Linked DNA regions of Homo sapiens: region 2 is linked to region 1. The links are chromatin loops, found by intact Hi-C in ENCODE. Cell type or tissue: chondrocyte. All regions are shown on one strand. Each heading gives the region's core, and the rest is flanking DNA. Links, peaks and the distances in the headings are about the cores only.

What was found. Peaks named below come from ENCODE experiments on the same cell type or tissue, not always from the same donor. Only the 100,000 strongest peaks of a DNase experiment are listed, where the experiment ranks them.
Region 2: a loop joins it to region 1, with 2.5 times the contacts of the local background. A loop is called at or near these places in 2 of 110 quality-filtered maps.

The regions. Positions count from the first base shown.
Region 1 is chr5:135,556,240-135,565,869 of GRCh38, forward strand. No RefSeq gene overlaps it. Among named protein-coding and RNA genes, the nearest start is that of CXCL14, 18 kb to the right of the region's middle. RefSeq lists an enhancer at 8,929-9,449. In chondrocyte, for the core only: CTCF peaks have their summits at 4,738 (motif pointing right) and 4,955; a DNase peak (open chromatin) is centred at 4,752.
Region 2 is chr5:136,078,713-136,088,342 of GRCh38, forward strand. It overlaps VTRNA2-1. Among named protein-coding and RNA genes, the nearest start is that of SMAD5, 49 kb to the right of the region's middle. In chondrocyte, for the core only: CTCF peaks have their summits at 3,941 (motif pointing left) and 4,185; no DNase peak of the experiment used is centred there.

The sequences.
Region 1 (9,630 bases), core at 1,806-6,805:
TATTCCTATTATCTGGAAAGCTGGAGGGTTTCATGAAATAGTCACATATTTCAGGCTGGGTCTGGCATATTTTAGCAGCTCTAGAAATGATAGTTTTGATGATGATGATGATGATGACATGATGATGATTGGCCCAGAGAGGAATTCCAGGCCCAGAGAAAGCAAGAGATCTTTGCTTTTAGAAGCTGCTTATTCTTCATTGAGCTGGAAACACTCCCTTTCCTATCTGGGAGAGCATATCTGGAGAATGGACTTTTGGGATAAATATGCTCTTTTAGGACAAGTATATTAAACTCACTTCCACTGAGTGGCTTCTTCAGAAACCTGCCTGTATTAGTCTCTTCTCAAGCTGCTAATAAAGACATACCTGAGGAGGGGTAATTTGTACAGAAAAAGAGGTTTAATGGGCTCACAGTTCCGCATGGCTAGGGAGGCCTCACAATCATGGAGGAAGGTGAAGGAGGATCAAAGGCACGTCTTATATGGCAGCAGGCAAGAGAGTATGTGCAGGGGAACTGCCCCTTACAAAACCATCAGATCTCATGAGACCTACCCACTATCATGAGAACAGCAAGGGAAAAACCCACCCCCGTGATTTAATTACCTCCCACCAGGTCCCTCCCACAACACGTGAGGATTATGGGAACTACAATTCAAGATGAGATTTGGGTGAGTACACAGCCAAACCATATCACTGCCTTTCACCTTATTTTTGAGGACTGCAGTTGAGGCTTGTTTGTGAAACTACAACGCGTCGATTTCTTTGATTTCCAGGCACTTGAATTTAAAAAAACTTTCTGAGTGTATTGAATTTTTCCAAAAATGAGCCTTTTGGTGTTCTAAAAAAACCGGCTGATTCTACTAGAATGGGGTAGAAAATGGGAACTGCTCAATTACTCATGAAAATCTTCTGCCAACAGTTTCTGAACTCAAAGGAACAACCATGCGATGTGGAGGAGAAAATGGATCCAACGTTTTTTCCGGGGATTAAAAGTGAGTCGGAAATTGCCAGGACTTGGGAGAAAAAGGCTCTTGTTGAGTTCCCCTTTGAATCACCGAGTCCCTTTCTCTCAGAGTGCTAAGTGTTGAGATGCAGCGTCCTTACTGCCTAGAAACCCAACAAAGACTGGCTTGGTGGCTGCTTTCAGGTTTCAGTTCTATGTAGAATTTTAACCATGAAAAGATACAAAGATTGGTTTCTTCTGAGTCCTTAACTGAACACCACAAAGAGGGACAATTAGAGGGGCACTAGGCTACTGTCTCTCACCAGCTGTGCTGCTGCTGTTTGGAATCTTGGGACCCTAGGAGCCGCATGGGGTACACCATCCCAGCCCCCTCCATTCCCAGTGCTCAGACACACACCACAGACTCAACCCTCCAGGGGTGGCGCTTGCTGGGTGCTGGGGAGGCTGCCTGCTGCAGTGGAGAGAGGATGGATCTTTACTTAGCTTTGTAGGCTGGTGTGTCACTGACTTGTTGGGTGTCCTAATCTGTAAAATGGAATAATAACGCCTGGATTGGAGGCCAATTATTAGGATGAGGTGAGATAATCATGGATACTGTTGGCATAGTGTATGAAGGCAATAACGGTAGCCATTTATATAATATAGTTGTTCTCTCCATTGTGCCCACCCTTGATTTATAGTGCAGATACCCTTCTGCCCATCTTTGAAAGCCCCCTCTCCGCCCACTACCGCAGACCATTCCCAGCTCCCTATACTCTGCTCTGACTGAGCGGGTCTCCATGGTTTCCCCTGTTCATCTGCTGGTTACACATGTGAATAAGGGGCTGGTGCCCCTGACCTTGAGCAAACGTCTCGATCTTCCTTATAAATGGAAAGGGATTGTGACATCTCCCCCCTAGGGATCACTGCAAAGGAAAAATTAGACAGTGGAAACCAAGTACCTAGTACAGGGCCTGGCCCCTGGTAGATGCTGAATAAAACCCCCTTCCGCCGCCTCCCCCTAGAACGTGAGCCAGAAAGGACATCTGAACAGACAAAGCAGCTCCCACAAAGGCCATGCGCTGCCTATACGCATAACTTAGGAGGCTCTCTCAGCAGCTCACCTGGTTTGTGGTGTGCAGCAGAATGGGCATGTGTCTAGAGTTTGCACTCAGACTACTAGGTTCAAATCCTTCGTCTGCCACTTTCATCAAAAAGTTATAAATTTCTCTAAGCCCTAGATTACTCGCCTAAAAAAGGATTGTAAAAAAAACTACCTAACATTTAAATGATTCCAGGATGAAATGTCAGGAAGCATGCAAAACAGCCCATAATCAAAACGCAGCAAATTATTATTGGTGTTCAACAAATATTTGAATAAACATTTCTACAGTTTTCACACGAATAGTTTCACTAGCTACATATACTTAGTAAAATTGTGTGCTATAATATACTTACTTGTATCCTGACCTTTGAGTATTCAGTTTCCTTTTATTTTTATTTATTTATTTTTACCTGTGGTAAATGATGCTTCAGTGAACATCTCCATGCAGCTATCAATTTCTTCCACTGAAAGTCTTCCCTGAGGATAGACTCCTAGAAATGGCATTGTTCACTTAAAGGGCTTATTCAGCAATTCCTGAAGATATTTCTATAATACCACACTGGAAAGAGTTGCTGCAGAGAGATATTTGATAACACAAAACACCCAGAAAGGGTTCTGTTATGCTCAGCAATCACTCCTAATGGAGATCTTCCTTCCACGCTAGCTTTTTATTTTACTCTATTAGGTTCAAATCCATGGCTTTAAACCTTGTTACATTATGTGATTATTTCAATTTTGAATCCATTGGGGGCTGTTATTCATAGGTACTTGTTTTTTAAAGCCTTGTTAATGATAAAGTTGATGTAATTATAAAGTTACTTATTTTTTGCAACGGGGCTTTAACCAGTTTTTCTTTTTTGCCTTTATTTATTAGACTGAGGGGTTTGACTCTAACTTAGGCAAAAACAGAATGAGTTGGCTCCTATAAACTGAGAAGGGCTGTACAAGGCAAAGCGAGATCCAGGGGCTAACCCATGCGGTCTTAATCCCGTCACTCCATTTCTCTGCTCTGATTCCTTCTGTGTGTTGGCTTTGGTCTCAGGCAGGTTTTCTTCACAGGACCTCAAAACAAACTTCTGGTTCTCTGAGTTCAAGTCTTTACGGCTTGGGACCCAAAGAGAAAACAGGCCTGTTTTTCCAGCTTCCATCTAGTAAATCTTGTGAAGTCTCTCACTGGCTTTCTTGGGTCAGGTGTCCATATCTGAGCCAATCAATGTGCTGGGGGAAGGATCCTGGGCTCTGATTGGCCAACCTGGGTCATGTGCACCCAAGTCCTGTGGCTAGCATCAGAGTGCATGGAATCATGATTTACAGCTCCCCTGGGCCTCACGGGGAAGAGAGGGATGCTGGATGAAGAGGAGGGTGAGTTACCGAGCTTCTCTGGACGTCAACGTCCTGTTCTGTGAAACGGAGATTACAGCAGTGCCCACTTCCCAGGCTGGTTGTGCAGGTTACATAAAACAATGTGCTTGTCACTCTACCTGGCATGGAGTAAGTTTCATTAACTGTTAGTTTTGAGGACAGCCACAATAGTCATACCTACTAGGGTTAAGTAAATCTGATTAATATAAAGGCATTTTACCTGGGCATGGTTGCCCTGTAGCCCTGTAGCTTTTGAAATGGGAGGAGAGTCACCAAGTGGCATTCCGAATGTCTTCCTAGAAATGTTGGAAAATCCCTAATCCTCCCTGTGCACTGTGCCTGGCACAAGGCAAGAGCCTCTTTCCCTTCTTTCATTTTTATCTTTTCCTAGTCTTCAGGCCCCTCCTGATCTCTGCCCTGTAGCTACTTTTTTACCCACCTGTAATTATCAGCAGCTACCAATTACCCAGCCACCCAACTGTGGGGAAATAAGGGTAACTGTGGGTTCCTGGGGCTCGATCACTCCCTCCCAGAGGTGCATGCCCAATCAGAGGGTAGCAGGAATGGACGAAATCCTTCCCTCGGGCACCTAAGAAGGTGACTGTTGACTGCATTTTCTACCTTTGAGAGGAGTGCCAGCCTTGAGGGTGATGTGTTGTGTTCTCAGATTCAGTGCAGGGCAGCCCACGTGACTCAGTTGCTCTCACAGTGCAGCAAGATCTAAGATCTAAAATGATCTGTCTCCTCTTCCTATTTTAACATCTCTTAAATCAAAATATGCCTTCTAATAAATGTGCGTATTGTAGGTAGTGGATTACCAGCCCTCCGCAGCCCCACGCCTACCTCCATCTTATATTAAATTGATGCTGCTTCTTACCATCAGTGGTGTCATAAAACAGAAATATAGTAATGTGCATGCTAAGGGACTGTAGGCACTCAGGGACTGTGCTAAGCATTTATGTGCATGATTAGGTTTAGTCCTTCTAACTACCCTACGAGATAGGCCCAGTTATTATCCTCATTTAACTACTAGAGAAACTGAGTCTCCAAGCGGGACTTTGACCAAAGTTGCATGGTTTGTAAATGGCCAAGCCAGGATTCAAACCTAGGCAGCGCTTTCTGATTCTAGAACTGTGCTCTTATCCGATACATTATAGTTTCTTTGTTAGTTCCGAGGGTTAGATTGTGCAGCGAGGAAGCATTCTACTTTGGTTTTTATGATCAATAACTGGGTTAAAAGGGGAAGTCCCTCTGTTCCACCTTGCCTTCCCCTCCTCAGGGCACCCACCTCAGGCGCCAAGCGGCACGCAAGTTGCAAAGGCACCACAAGATGGCGCTTTCGACCTTTCTCCTTAATGTGAGCTCTGGGCCCGGACTGCCTTTCCCTGCACTTCCTGTTAATGCACAGAGATGTGTTTAGTGGAGCTGCTGCTTGACGGTTTTCCGCAGAATTAAAGCCTTGCAGCCTGTTGGAAAAGAAACAGGCCATAGTCGCGGTTGGACGCCATGAGGGGTGTGTGCACGGAAAAGCGGTGCTGTGTGGACAGAAGAACTCTGTTCAGCACCCAGATGGTGGTTGGAAACCAGTGGTGGCGTTTGGTCATTTCACAGTAAGCCTCTTCTCCTTAGGCCGATTCCTCAGTATCAAAAGTTCTATGAGTTCACTCAAGAATCTGTTTGAAAAAGAGTGAGTTAGGAATTTCAGTGTCCCTTCAAGAGCTTTTGAGAAATCTCAAGTCAAAGGCTTCCCGAACCTTCTCCCTCCCACCACACAGCCGCCTGCACGGAGGAAGGCTGCTGTGGGGTGGGGAAGTGGGGGGCACCTTGGGGAGAGTCTACCTGCTGGGCTCAGGGAGGTACCCAGGTGTGGGAGGGACGTAGGACACCCTTCAGGTCAGCTTTCCAATGACTCGGGTGAATGAATGTCACAATTTTAGGGCTGGCATGTCCTGGGTGGGAGGGTCCCAGAACCTTCTGGTCATGTGTGGATGATAACATTTCCTAATGATTCACAGAGTTGAATATATGCTCTAAAAGAAGAACCTGGACATCAGGGCTCAGTTCCAAGAAGCATCCTCCCAGCTTGCTAGCCCCAACTGACCGCTTTCCTTGTTCTCCCTCCTCCCAGCAGTTGTAAAACACCTACTCTGTGCTAGGGACTCACAGGGGCTAGGAATTCTGAGACAAAGTCTATTCACTATTGTTAGGGATCCTACATCCTAGTTGGAGAAACACACATATCTATAACAATGCGGTTTAATGTGTTAATGCTGAGGTGTGGTAAAATAGTGAGGCTCAGACAGGCCTGGGTTGAAATCCTGGCATGGCTCTCTGGTAGCTGGGTATCTTTATGCAAGTGATTGAATCTCCATCAGACTCAGTTTTCTTACGTATAAGACAAGGACGGAAGTATAGATGTCAAAAGGTTGATGTGAAGATTGAATGAGAACTTGGGTAAGGCACCTTGTCCCAAGCTTAACCCAGGGAGATGCACAAGTTTCATTGATCTCCTTACCCTCTAAGAGATTTGCAAACATTTTCAGTACACTGGGTGATAGAATGTGAATTCCAAATACTTCCCAAAGGTTGAAGTGACAGGAAAAAAACTGGTAAGATTAATTGGGGCATATGTAAAGTGGTAGGGCTAGCTTCAAAGGATCAATTACCCCAGCGTAAGATTGGAGTGGAGATACGTGTGGCATGAAACTCTGCTCTTGTGTGATGAGGCCTTGGGGACCTATTAAATGCTTGCTTAATGGATGTGACTTGGTGGCTGAGAACATTAGCAGACTTAGATGGGGTTAATAAAAGTACTGTGTCCAGGACAAAGAAAATGAGCCACAGCCACACAGCAGGTGGTTTGGGAGGGTGACCTGGAAGGCAGGGGCCTGGACACCATCACCTAGAATGGCTGAGAGGACAGCAGGGTTAGCTCAGGAGAAGGTCAGGTATGTCCCAGCATGGCCTCTGCCTTCTGAACATGTCAAGGGCTGGTACCTGAAATAGGCATTGTGCTACCTCTGTGTAGCTCTGAGGATGGAACTCAGGAAGCATCTTTTAGTGTCCTGATTTAATCCTAACACTTTTTAGCATGTGGACTTTTCCAATCATAGAGTGAGCTGCTTTTTGAGCTGTGAGGCTCCTGTTACTGGAGATATCCAAGCCACCTCTGGATGCCCTACCTGGGATTGTCTAAGGCAGGAATTACTCACACAGGGTCCAAGGAGCCATAAGGATGACATCAGGGAAGTCTAAGAATCTCCTGAAATGGTTTGCAAAATATACTGGGCATTTTTTTTTTTCAGGGAAAAGGAATCATAGCATTCATCAGCTTTTCAAGGGGGCCCAGAGTTCAAAAGCAGTTAAAAAATTTACAGCTTCAAAGAAATTTTTCTAGTGGATATAAGGTGGGACTAGATTCTAAGGTATTTCTTCCCCCAGGTTTAAGATTCCTTGGACTGTTAAATACATTTTTTAAGAAACACAAATTTATTATTATTAACTATTATTCACTGTGTGCTTATTATATGCTACACAAAGTGCTAGATATTCTATTTGAATGGTCTCATTTAGTGTCTCAAGAAATTCTTTGAAATTAAGCACTATTATTATTCTTATTTTGGAGGTGATGAAACAGGCATGGAAGTTTGCCCAAGGTCACAGAAGGTTTCAGATTCCTCTCTTGGTAGATACGTTCTTCAAGTTTGGCCTTTTTATGCCTTATAAATGTAATGTTGGCCGGGCACGGTGGCTCAAGCCTGTATGCCAGCACTTTGGGAGGCTGAGGCGGGTGGATCGCTTGAGGTCAGGAGTTCTAGACCAGCCTGGCCATCATGGCGAAACCCCATCTCAACTAAAAATACAAAAATTAGCTGGGTGTGGTGGCATGCACCTGTAATCCCAGCTACTTTGGAGGCTGAGGCAGGAGAATCACTTGAACCTGAGAGGCGGAGGTTGCAGTGAGCTGAGATTGCACCATTGCCCTCCAGCCTGGGTGACAGAGCAAGACTTTGTCTCAGGAAAAAAAAAACACAAACGTAAAGTTAATCCAGGTTGGTTAATCCAGATTTTATAGGATATAAAACTAAAGTTTCTCTTGGACATTTTAAAGGCAGATGATAATAATAATAATAGTAATAATAATAATAACAACTACCATTTATTTACTGCCTACTTTCTGTGTTGAGACATTTATCTCATTTAATACTATAGTTGTAAAGTTGGGACTGGGAGAAATTATTTTATCCACGGGCCCCTAGACTTTGAAGGAGAGGGTTGAGGACAGCTCTGCAGACAGCTGGGGGTGGACATTGGGCTGGGGGTCTGCGCCCCTTTGTGTATCTGTTCCCATGAGAAGCCATTGGAATAGATTTCCAGGGAAGTGCAGAAAACCCCTAGCATCTGGAGTGGGTGGGCATCCAGGTAAGACAGTGGCAACTGGACATTTCCTAAAGTCCCAAGAACGATGCTCTGGCCCTGGGCTAAACACAGAGAGGAAAATTGAGGCGGTAAACCTGAAGGGTTCAGGGGCCACCCCAGAGCTGCCTGGCTCCAGGTGGCTCAGAGAGGCTGTGACACCAGCAGGGACCCCATGGCTGCATCTTAGGTCTGTGCCCTCTCTTTCACCCCAGCTCCTTCAGGCTCAGGGAAAGGAGCAAGTGAGTAGCCTTCTGGTGGGCTAACACTCCAGAGTTAGGGAGTCCTCGGCAAGGTGGGGAGGGAGCTGCGCCTTTGGGTCTGGAAGGATCCCCCAACCTTCTTGGCATGCTTCAGCCTTCTACAGCCTCCTTGAATTGGAATAGGATGTCAAAGGCCCATATCGCATTACCACTCCTCTGAAGTAGCTAATCCCTCACTTAAAGCACATGCCAACCACATTGTCAAGGAAAAGTTTGCCTCAGTCCTCTTGGAAGTGCAGCTGCCTGGCTGACTTTTATTTTCTTGAAACCAGAACCTGATGCTTAAATCGTCTGGGGAATCTCATATGGGCAGACACATGGAGAGAGGGACAGTGTTTTTTATTTAGTTCTTCATTCAACAGATGAGTCTCCAAAATACCTGGTGCCTCCCAGCGAACAATCTGACAACATCAGATCCAGGCTGCAGGGAAGGCAGGCCAGGCTGGAACAGGGGATTTTAGGGTACTCTATGGGGTTAAAGAGTTACCATAACTTCTAAAGGGCCCAAACTCACTTACGAGTTGGTGATCCAAGCGGAGAGGTTGACTGATCATTCCTTAGCCGTCATATATACTTTTCTGCTAGGCCCTGTCAGTGGGGTGATTATACAGTATATCAGCCATACTCGGACTCTTTTGAGAGTGAAAGGGAACATTCTTCATAATTGCATTGGGTCAATTACCATAAACCAGGACTGTCTCAGGCCAACCAGAATATGTGGTCATCCAACCTAGGAGTGTCCAAAACTTTTAACACTGCCCAGGACAATTTAGCTTCTCTAAACCTTAAGTTCTTCATCTGCAAAACAGGACTTATAGTGGAGTTTGGTGAGAAAGAAAGTGCGGTTGTTGCTATTGTGTTGGTTAAACTTTGCTCCCCTCAAAATATGTGGAATCAGCAGGATTGGTACCCTAGTAGCTATAAATGAATTGAAGGGTATGCTTTGTCTCGTACTTTTCTTGGCTTATGACATTTTTTTTGGCTGTACCGATGTGAATACCTAACTCCAGTCTATCTTTGCAGGCCATTATTTCAGGGGAAAAAAGCCTTTGTGATTTAGAAATGATTCTTGTGTGAGCACTGCCTTTAAATAACAATGGGTTGAAAGAAAGAGCTTGTTGCTTCATCATCCCCGTTGCTCTGGGGGAAAAACTTTGAATATTAGATCAGAGTCTCATCTGCATCTAATTAGACATGCCTACCACTCATCCCGGAATATCAACTCTGTCCTCATTGTGAAATGGGGCAGATTATTTGAAATCCAGCTTTGAATTGATTTTTTACCCAACAGAAGATCATTTTGCTTCTAACCAAAGCGTTGAGTTGAACTTGACGACATCATGGTCATTTTGCGTCTTCAGTGTATTTGGTGTTGGGGGAAAACCAACCCTGCTGCTCCTCTACTGAAGTGGAATTTGTGTCTACCAAATGAGAGCTGGAGCAGCCGTTTCACAGCTCCGGGGCTCCCTTTCTGGATCGGGGGGAGAGGCTCTAGAGGAGCATGTGATTTCTGCAGATGTCTGCCTGTAGGAGACAGAAC
Region 2 (9,630 bases), core at 2,053-7,052, 520 kb after region 1:
AGGTTTGAGGAGAGGAAATATGAAATAGTCACACTAGTGTTCTTTAAAAACGCGGGTTCCTGCGCACCACCCGGTGATTCTGATTCAGCTGTCTGGGGTGGGTCGGGGAAGGAAGCTGAAGTTTTTAAAAGACCCTCAGTTGATGCTGGTATGGGGATTGTCCCTTTCCTACCCACAGCAGGAAGGATTTGGTGTCGGTTTTGTTTTACATTAAGTAATTTGTATTCTTTATGGCAAACTGGAAAATGAAGATTGATCAAATGTTGAGTTGAATCCCTCTAGTCCCTCACTCCGCCACCACCAACACCACTGCTAATATCTTGGCTTCTATCATAGGTCTAGCTCAATAGTTTTCCCCTTAGCTCAGTTTCTCTCCCCTGAAAGGTTCAAGTTTGGGCTCCTCTTTCTGTGCCTGGGTTGTTTCTCTCCCAGAGGGAGGTGCTCGCTCCTGATGTTCGCTGTTCCCAAACCCCTATAAGGATCCTTCAGTCCAACCTCTTGGGTGGGGAACAGAGGGGGTCCGTGAATCTCCAAGGTCCTTCTCCTGCTTGCCAAACTGAGGGAGGAACTCCCACTAGCCCTAGGTGTAGCAGGGGGCCCGCCAGCAGTCCCTGGGGCTCTCTGCTTGGGGGCGGGCATAGGAGGGGAGGTGCACACTGGAGAGGAGGCGCGCGGGACCGGAGGCGCACACCGGAGGGGAGGTGCCCCCACCAAAATTTAAGTGCGGCGCAACATGCACCACAGGTAGGGGCACTACCAGGGCAAAAAGACTTGGTGAATGCGAGGGCCGGGCCTGATCAAAGGTGCGTATGGTGGTACCAGAGCAAGGCGGAACAGCTGCTCAGTGGTCCGCAACCGGGTCAAGGGACAAGAAGACGATTCTGGATTGTAGGCCGCCCGAGAGCGCCCCCAGGAGCCCATCACTGCGAACACCCACTGCCTCTGGGCTTGCATTCTCTGCCTCCCCAGAGACGCAGGCATTTTCTCCCCTGAAAAAGACCCCTCCCCATACCAGCCTAGACTTTCCCAAGGGAACTGAGGCCACTTCAATCTAAAGCCCTAAGTATAGGCAAGTTGTGTTCCACAATTCTACTTATAGGGATTTAATATGAAAAACACATGTGCATGTCCCTGTGCATTAAGCTACTTAAATCAGCTAATACTCAAATCTGGTCAACAATGTACTAGACGCTGTAAGTACAGCAAGGGGAGAGGCCCCTGCCCTTGTATGGCTTCTAGGGGGGAGCCCCCACGCTAAAGGTAAAGACAAATTGCATAAAATGTCTGGACACGATGCGAACAGGTGAGAATAGCGTAGGTACAGGCCGCCAGGGAGGAAGAAACTTGGAACTTTCAAAGACGTAAAGAAAAATTCGGAGCGAGTCTCACTCGCTGTGGTCCAACAGGCAAGTCCTGGCGGGTGGCAATATATGTGAAAAAAACAGTCATACAGATAAAACAGTAGACGGCAGCTATTGCTGTTAAACTTCCGTCCTACTTGGGACGAAATCCATAACGCACTCCGCGGTCCGAAGTTGTGGGGTCTCGGAGCTTCCAGGTGTGTCTCGTGAACTGCACAAGCATTTTTTTGTCCCCATGCGTCCTACCTGGCAGTACAGGCTGGTCACGCACGCCCTGTAAGACCAGTGGCCAGCCTCCATACTTTCTGTCACACCTTCAAAGTGACACCAACTTATGTTATCAGCCTATTAATTTAGCAAAGTTAAAAGGGATAAAAAATAACAAAGCCTTCAGAGTGACAGATTATACCGAATTTATTGCATAAAAGGGTCAGTAAGCACCCGCGGGTCTCGAACCCCAGCACAGAGATGGACAGATAGAAAGTCCGGCATGAGGAGGTAACCGCTTGAGCTAACTCCGACCCGGGTAGGAGTGTGCGACTGAAACTTCTAAACCATAGAAGAGTGACGATGTGGAGAGGGACGGGCTGCATGTGCTCCCCGCCCCCGAGAGGCCTGCGTCATGCGGTCTCGCCCGCTCTGCGCCAGGCGTCCTGCTAACGTGTCCTGGAGGGACTCTCAGTTCCTCCCGCCCGCATCCTGCGCGGGAACCGTGGAAGGGGGCAAAATCCACCCACTGGAGGGGAGGCAGGAGGGTGCGGGGGGGCGTGTGGGCCGTCTACCTAGGTCCAGCAGCCAGGCTGCTGAGGAGTACCCCCGCCAAAGGCTTTTCGGGGTTCTCTCCAGCAGACGGGGGCAGCCTAAGGCCTCCATAAAATCTCCCCGAAGCAGCCTATGAACTTGCCAAAGGCAGGGGTTCTGTGGTTTCATTTCTTGCCAGGTCCTGGGCTGGACCCTGGAGACGGAGTTCATCATCAGCAAATCCTCTTTGGGTGGGGAGTTGAATGAATTAATGAGTGATTAGCAGGGCACTAGGGCCCAGGAGTAAGCCCAGAATTGAGATCACAGGCTGAAGATTTAAAAGCTTCATAGCTCAAGAGAAACGCTCTGTTAAGGCTGAAGGAGAATAAATCATTCCTCTTTTTCCCCAACCCATCCCCTTGTCTACACTACTTTTCTTTTGAAAGATTCAGGAGCTGGATGGAGAAAATTGCTAACAAAGAAAATGGGACCTTCAGAATATTAATAATGTCCCTGTTTGTTGAGCACACACACACCATGTGCCACGCTCTGGGTTAAACATTTACCTCATTTCATGGCCGGAACAACTCTGAGATCCATAATGTTGCCCCCATTTTGCAAATGAATAAACTGAGAATCAGTGGTGGTAAGTAACTGAAATGTTAGGAATTAACAAAAAGTGACATATTCAGGAACAGAACCAAAGTTTGAACTCTCAAGAAAGAGTTGCCTGTAGTGTATGTCTGTCTGCCTGTCTTGCTTAAAAGTATCTCAAACAACTGGTAAGCTGCACTAGACAGGGATCTTCCATTCTGTTCTTTGCTGTCTCCCTATATCCTCCTCAGTTCCTAGCCTGGTCCACAGTAGACACTCAATAAACATTTAAGTGAGTGAGTGACTGGGGATAGTAGGACCCCATTATACTAGAAACTGCGCTGTCCCAACCTGGGTTTGAATCCAGCTTCCCCTCTTCCTAGCTGTGTAGCTTTAAACTTTTTAATTGTTTTTCATATTCATTTTGTATTAAACAAAAACCACGAGTACAGTAAAAATTAAAACAATAAAGGTAGTGAAAGCCCACCACCCTTGACCTAACTGCAGCTTCCAATCCAGATCTCTCCCCAGAGGTAACCACTGTTTTTTAAAATTTTGCTGTGTCTCCTTCTAGTCCTCTTTCTATTATATAAAGATAATTAAAAATATATAGCTTTATTTGGGTTATGGCTGTGTTTTGATATGAAGGACTGCACTGTACACATTGTTCTGCACCTGCTTTGTGGGAAATTCCACAGCATGCCTGGGAGGTCCCTCATTATTTATAATGGCTCCCCAAGAGTGCATGAAGCATGATTTGTTTTGCCATCCCCTGTTAGGGCTAGACATTGAAGGTTTTTTTGTTTGTTTGTTTTTTTCCATGAGTTTACCAATAGCGCTCCAATGAACACCTTTGCACACGCCTTTTTGTGAACATGGGCAATTTCATGAATGTGAGGATAAACTCTCAGAAGTGGAATTGCTGGGCTGAATAGCATATATGTTCATTGTAATTGCCAAGTTGTCATCCAAAAATGGGGCTATTGATAACATACCCCTGATGGAGGGAGGTATGGGAAGTTATGCTGAAATAACACATTTTATTCAGGCTAGGTACCTAGTAGTCTCGGTAAACAATTACAAAAATAACTGCCAATGACCATTTCCCCGCTAGCCATTTCCAGCTGCTGATCTGATCCAGCCCTGGCTTCGTTGCCTGGAGCCTGGATTTAGTAATGAAAACTGGCCAGCAGAAAGGACCCAGCGGGTGCGTTCCAGGTGCTCCCCCTGGTGGGGAAATGTCCCTGGACAGTAAGGAAATCCCCTGTCTTTGTACACTCTAAATCAAATCACATCCCCTCCCAGCTCAGCACCTTGAAAGACCTCCTCTCTTATAATCCAATCCAGACAGGGTTTACTGGATGATCAGGTGCCCACCTAACTTTCTGGCAGTACCTGGTGCCCCTCTCCTCTTTCTTTGCTCTGCTGCAACCACCTTGCCTTCTCTGGTTTCTCAGGCATGCCCTTTCCATCCTGTTCACTCTTTCTCAGAGATTCCCCACCCTCCAATCTCATTCTTTAACACTCAATTCTTATGCCACCACCTCAGAGAACTCTTTGTTGAACACTCTGTCTAAAGGGCCAGGCCACCTCTCTCCTCTCCACACACTCTCCTTACTCTTTGTTGCATCACCCTACGTCTTTCCACCATTAACAAGACATTAACCCAGACATTGCCAAATGTGGTAGAGACAAGTGTCACGAAGACAGAGACCATATCTGTCTTACGTATGCTATTTGTCTCCCAGTGCCTGCCACAGCACCTGGCAGTAGAAAGTGCTCAACATTTGTTACGTGAATGGATGAATTAATTAATAAATGATACCAACAAGCTGGAGTAGAATTGAAATTGAAGGCTAGCAGCAGGTGAGGCAGGACATACCTCCTGGGGTTTTTGTTTCCTGCCCTTCATATGCCCTTTCGTGATCAATATAATAATTTTTTCCTGGGGTAGCCTTTAGTCAGAGGCATTATCCTGAGTGCCCTGGAATAGTGAAAAGAAGATAGAGGAGCTTTCCACAACTTTACTTCCATAATCTTCACCAAACTCTGCAAGGTAGAACCTTTTATTTGCTGGATGAGTAAACTGAGGCTCAAAGGTAAAGTAGCATGTCCAGCTAGTGTTGGGCTCAAAGAATGGGAGTACCTGGTGAGGGGAAGGTTAGAAAACAGTCTCTTCCTCTAGTCCAAAAGGACATATAGTCTGAAAGGAAGTTCAATCTCATGCTTGTGCAATGGTGGTACTTCTCAGTGGAGAAATGTATACTGGCTAAAATTCAGTGGCAGGCTCATCTATTCAGCATACCTTTAAAGATCATCTACTTTGTGCCAAGCCCTTCAGGGTTGATTAAGGGGGTAATTTCAGCCTTCAAAAGCCTTACAACCAGGACATGTAACAGATCATTGTTCTGTAGGATGTCAAGTGATATATTTGGAGTATGTACAGGCAAGGCTATCACATATGGCCAAATTGTGCATAACTCAAATCTGGGTGTTGCCCTTCAGAATGACTGTGATGTCAATGGTACTCTCCAGAGTTATGCAGTGTACAACCTGAGCAAGCATACGTGGCTACCAGTGGGAATGGGATAAGTCATCTGGATTTAGGTGCACAATCTGACAAGTGAGAAGAGAATAGAAAAGAGATCTCAGAGGAGCATCAGTATGTAGCGTTCTGTGAGAGAAGAAAAAGCTTAGAACCAAGGCATTAGAGAAGTCAACAGAACAGGGACCAAGATGGAGGTGAGGCCAGCAGTGCCAGAGGCTGCACACAGTCAATCTCCCAAATGACTGTGGCAACAAGGAGTATGTTGTTCACCTTGGCAGGAGTGGTGAGACTGAGAGTCAGCTTTTTGATGGCTGAGTAATGAATGGGACATGGGACACAGTGTGCATGTTCAAATCTTTCTGGAAGTTGGGCTGTGAAAGGAGAGAGGGAGCAAGGGTTGTAAGGATATTCAGGACTAGGGAGAGCTTTGTCTTGTTGTAGGTTTTTCAGATGGGAGCCTGGAGCATGTCTAAACATTGTTGAGAAGAAGCAGTGGCAAAAAAAAAAAAAGTTGAAAATACATTAGAGAATGTTTTCACTAGCATAATTCATATAGGAAGGTTGCAGAAGAAGTGGGATTCATAGTAGGCAAGGATTCCAAATGATAGCTAGTCAGGATTCCAGAAGGCTTCATGGAGGTGGCATGCCTTAGTCCTGGGCAAAAGGGGCCCCTGCCCTAAGCCTAATGCTTTAAAGAGCCCTCCCTGGAAACCTCTCCACAGTGTGATAAGGAACTGTGAAGGAACCAAGGGAAAGGTTTGAACTCTATCTCCTGCCATATACAAAACGCAACCATTTAAAAAAATTAAATTTAGGTAATGATAAAGCATAGATTTAAGTGTATAACCTAACCCAGAACTCTTTTAGATCATGCTCTACATTACCAGAACACTCAAATCACCTGCCAGAATGGCACTGTGCCCACCTGCTTTCAGCATCTATGTAGGCCTTTTTCTCAGGGCATCCTTCCAAAGACAGAGCATGCCAACAGGGAAGCCAGCTCATTTTATGAGCCAGACAAACTCTTTATAAGAAAACAGCAGAAAATGTCCCTTATGAACATAGATGCAAAAATTCTAAATAATAATTTAGCAAATACAATCCAACAATCTATACAAAGGATAATACAACATGACCAAGTGGGGTTTATCCCAGAAATGGAAGATTGGTTAAACATTTGAAAATCAATCAACATAGTTTACTATGTTAAAAAACTAAAAAAGAAAACTCACATTATCATAACGATAGATACAGAAAAGGCATTTGAACATTTTAACATCAGGAATGCCTGATTTTTTTAAAAAAAAAACCTCCCAGCAAACTAGGAATGATAGGAAACTTCCTTAACGTAATAATGGCCTCTACCAAAGGGATACCACTAATAGCATACTTAAATAGAAAAGACTGTTTTCCTCCTATGATCACAAACCAAACAGGAAAGCCTGCTCTTACCATTTTTTTAACATCATATTGAAGGTTTTAGCCAGTGTAATAAATCAAGTAAAAGAAATAAAGGGTATCCAATTGAGAAAGGAAGAAGTAGAATTGTTGGCAGAATATAGAAAATCTGAGGGAATCTAGAAAAAGCTGCTAGAACTAGTGAGTGAGTTAGCAAAGTTGCAAGATACAAGATCAGCATACAAAAATAAATTGTATCCTCATTTATTAGCAACAAGCAATTAGACATTGAAATTTTTTTAAGTACCATTTATAAAAGCACAAAAAAGTTATGAAATACTTAGGAATGGATATGACAAAATATGTGCAAGATCCATAACTGAAAACTACAAAACACTTCTGAGAGAAATTAAAACCTAAATAAACGGAGAAACATATCTTGCTCATGGGCCAGAAGACTCAATATTGTTAAGTTGTCAATTCTGTCCCAATTGTTCTGCAGATTCAGTACACTCCTGATCAAATCCCAGCAGGCTTTTTTGTAAAAAGTTGACGAGTTGATTCTAAAATTTATGTACAAAGTAAAGGACCTATGTTAGCCAGACAACTTTGAAAAAGAAGAATAAATACGGAAGGCTATCACCACTCAATTTTAAGTCTACAGAAATCAAGACAGTGTAGTATTGGCGTAAAGATGGACAAACAGTTCAATGGAACAGAACAGACTCCAAAAATAGGCTCACACATATATAGATAACTGATTCTTGACAAAGTTGCAAAGGTAATTAGATGGAGAAGGTGTAGTCTTTTTAACAAATGGGGCTGAATCAACTGGTTATCCATATGCAGAAAAATAAAGTTTGAACCACACTTCCTCCCATACACAAAATAAAACCATTAAATAAAAATAAAAAGTAATGCTGGATCATAGATTTAAACATATAACTTAAAAAGCATGAAGCTTTGGCTGGCCATGGTGGCTCACACCTGTAATCCCAACACTTTGAGAGTCCAGGGTGGGAGGATTGCTTGAGGCTAGGAGTTCCATACTAGCCTGGGAAACATAGTGAGACCTTACTTATAAGAAAAAATTAATTAATTAAAAAATATTTTAAAAGTAAAAACCATACAACTTCTAGGAGAAAATCTTTTTGACCTTCAGTTAGACAAAGATTTATTAGATGAAAGATCAAAAATCAAAAGAATCACAAAAGAAAAAAATTGATCAACTGAATTACATCAAAATTTAAAACTCTGCTCTCTAAAAGATGCTGTTAAGAGAATAAAAAGACAAACCACAGACTGAGAGAAAATCTTTGTAAATGGTATACCTGGTAAACGGCTTGTATACAGAATAAAAAATAACTCAATAGTGAGAAAACAAACAGCTCATTTTTTTCCATGGGCCAAAGATGTGAATAGACATTTCACCAAAGAAGATATATGATAGCAAATAAGCACATGAAAAAAAAAAATCTCAGCATTGTTAGTCTTTAGGGAAATGCAAGTTAAAACCATAGTAAGATACTACTCCACATTTATTACAATGTTTGGAACAAAAGGCCATTTTAAGTGTTGGCAAGGATGTGAACACATATGCTGCTGATGGGGATGTAGAATGATATCATCACTTTGGAAGAGAAAGAGTTTGGCAATTTCTTAAAAAGCTAAACATACACCTATCACATGGTCCAGCCATTCTATAAGATATTTACTCAAGGGAAAAGAAAGCATATATAGAAACAGAATCTTGTACATGAATATTCCTAGTACCTTCATTTATTATAGCCCCAAACTGGAAACGACTCAAATGTTCCTAAACAGATCAACGGATAAACAATCTGTGTTATATTCATACGATGGGATACTACCCAGCAACAAAAGGGAATGAAATAGTGATATATGCATTAATGTGGATGAATTTCATAACAATTTTTCTGAAAGAAAGAAACCAAATGAAAACAGTACATACTGTATTGCTCCATCTATATAAAACTCTAAAAAATGCAAGCTAATCTATTTTGACAAAAGTAGATGCAGAGCAAAGGTTGCCTGGGGCTGGGGGGTGGGTAGAGTTGGAAGGTGGGAGGGTAGACTCACAAAGGGGCAGAGGGGGATCTTTGGAGTGTATTTGATATGTTCCCAATCTTGACTGTGACGATGTTTTCATGGAGGTATACATGGGTATATACAATATCAAAATCAATCACGGACAGTTTATTGTGTAATCAATTTCACTTCACTAACGCTATTAAAAGACTATATAGTATATGAGTCTCCTTATGTACTCTAGTCTGGGGCTGCACAAATGTTAGGAACCAGCTTGGTGATAGGACATCAGTGGAAAAGAGTTAAACATTCAGAAAGATGAGGAGCAAAGAGCCTTTTGTGAGTGTGTCTGTGTGAGTGTGCTGTGTTTGTGAGAGACAGAGAAAGGATGTTTTTCTCAATCGCCCAAATACCCAGAGGTTTCAAAAAGTCACCAGATAATATAATTAACAGCAAGTATTTATTTAGCTACCACCACGTCTCCAGGCTTGTGTCAGATTCTTGACAAACTTGTACACTAATCCTTTTGATACTCTCAACAAATTTACACTATTTTGGCAGTTTAGAAAACTGAGGCTCAGAAACCTCGAATCAGCTGTCCAAAGTTGAACCGCAAGGAAATGACAGGGCCAGGACCTTCTGGACTGACAGGGTGGACTTGTTTCCTCTCCCTTTCTCCGGCCCCTCCCTGCAGATAGCTCCCAGTTGGGTGGCTCCAAGCCACTGCACGTGGGCGGGTGCTGAGACAATGGGCCAAGCCTGTCCAAGTGCTCAGCTCTCCAAGGTTAGATATTGCGTGCAGAGCTATATATAGCTGATTGTTGGGAGGAAAGAGAAAATAAGATTTACTTTTTGGAGGCTCAGAGGATTTGGGCAACTTGAAGGCCTTTGCGGGACAGAACCGAAAGGTCATTGTCTAAGCACAGTTGGAGTGTGGTT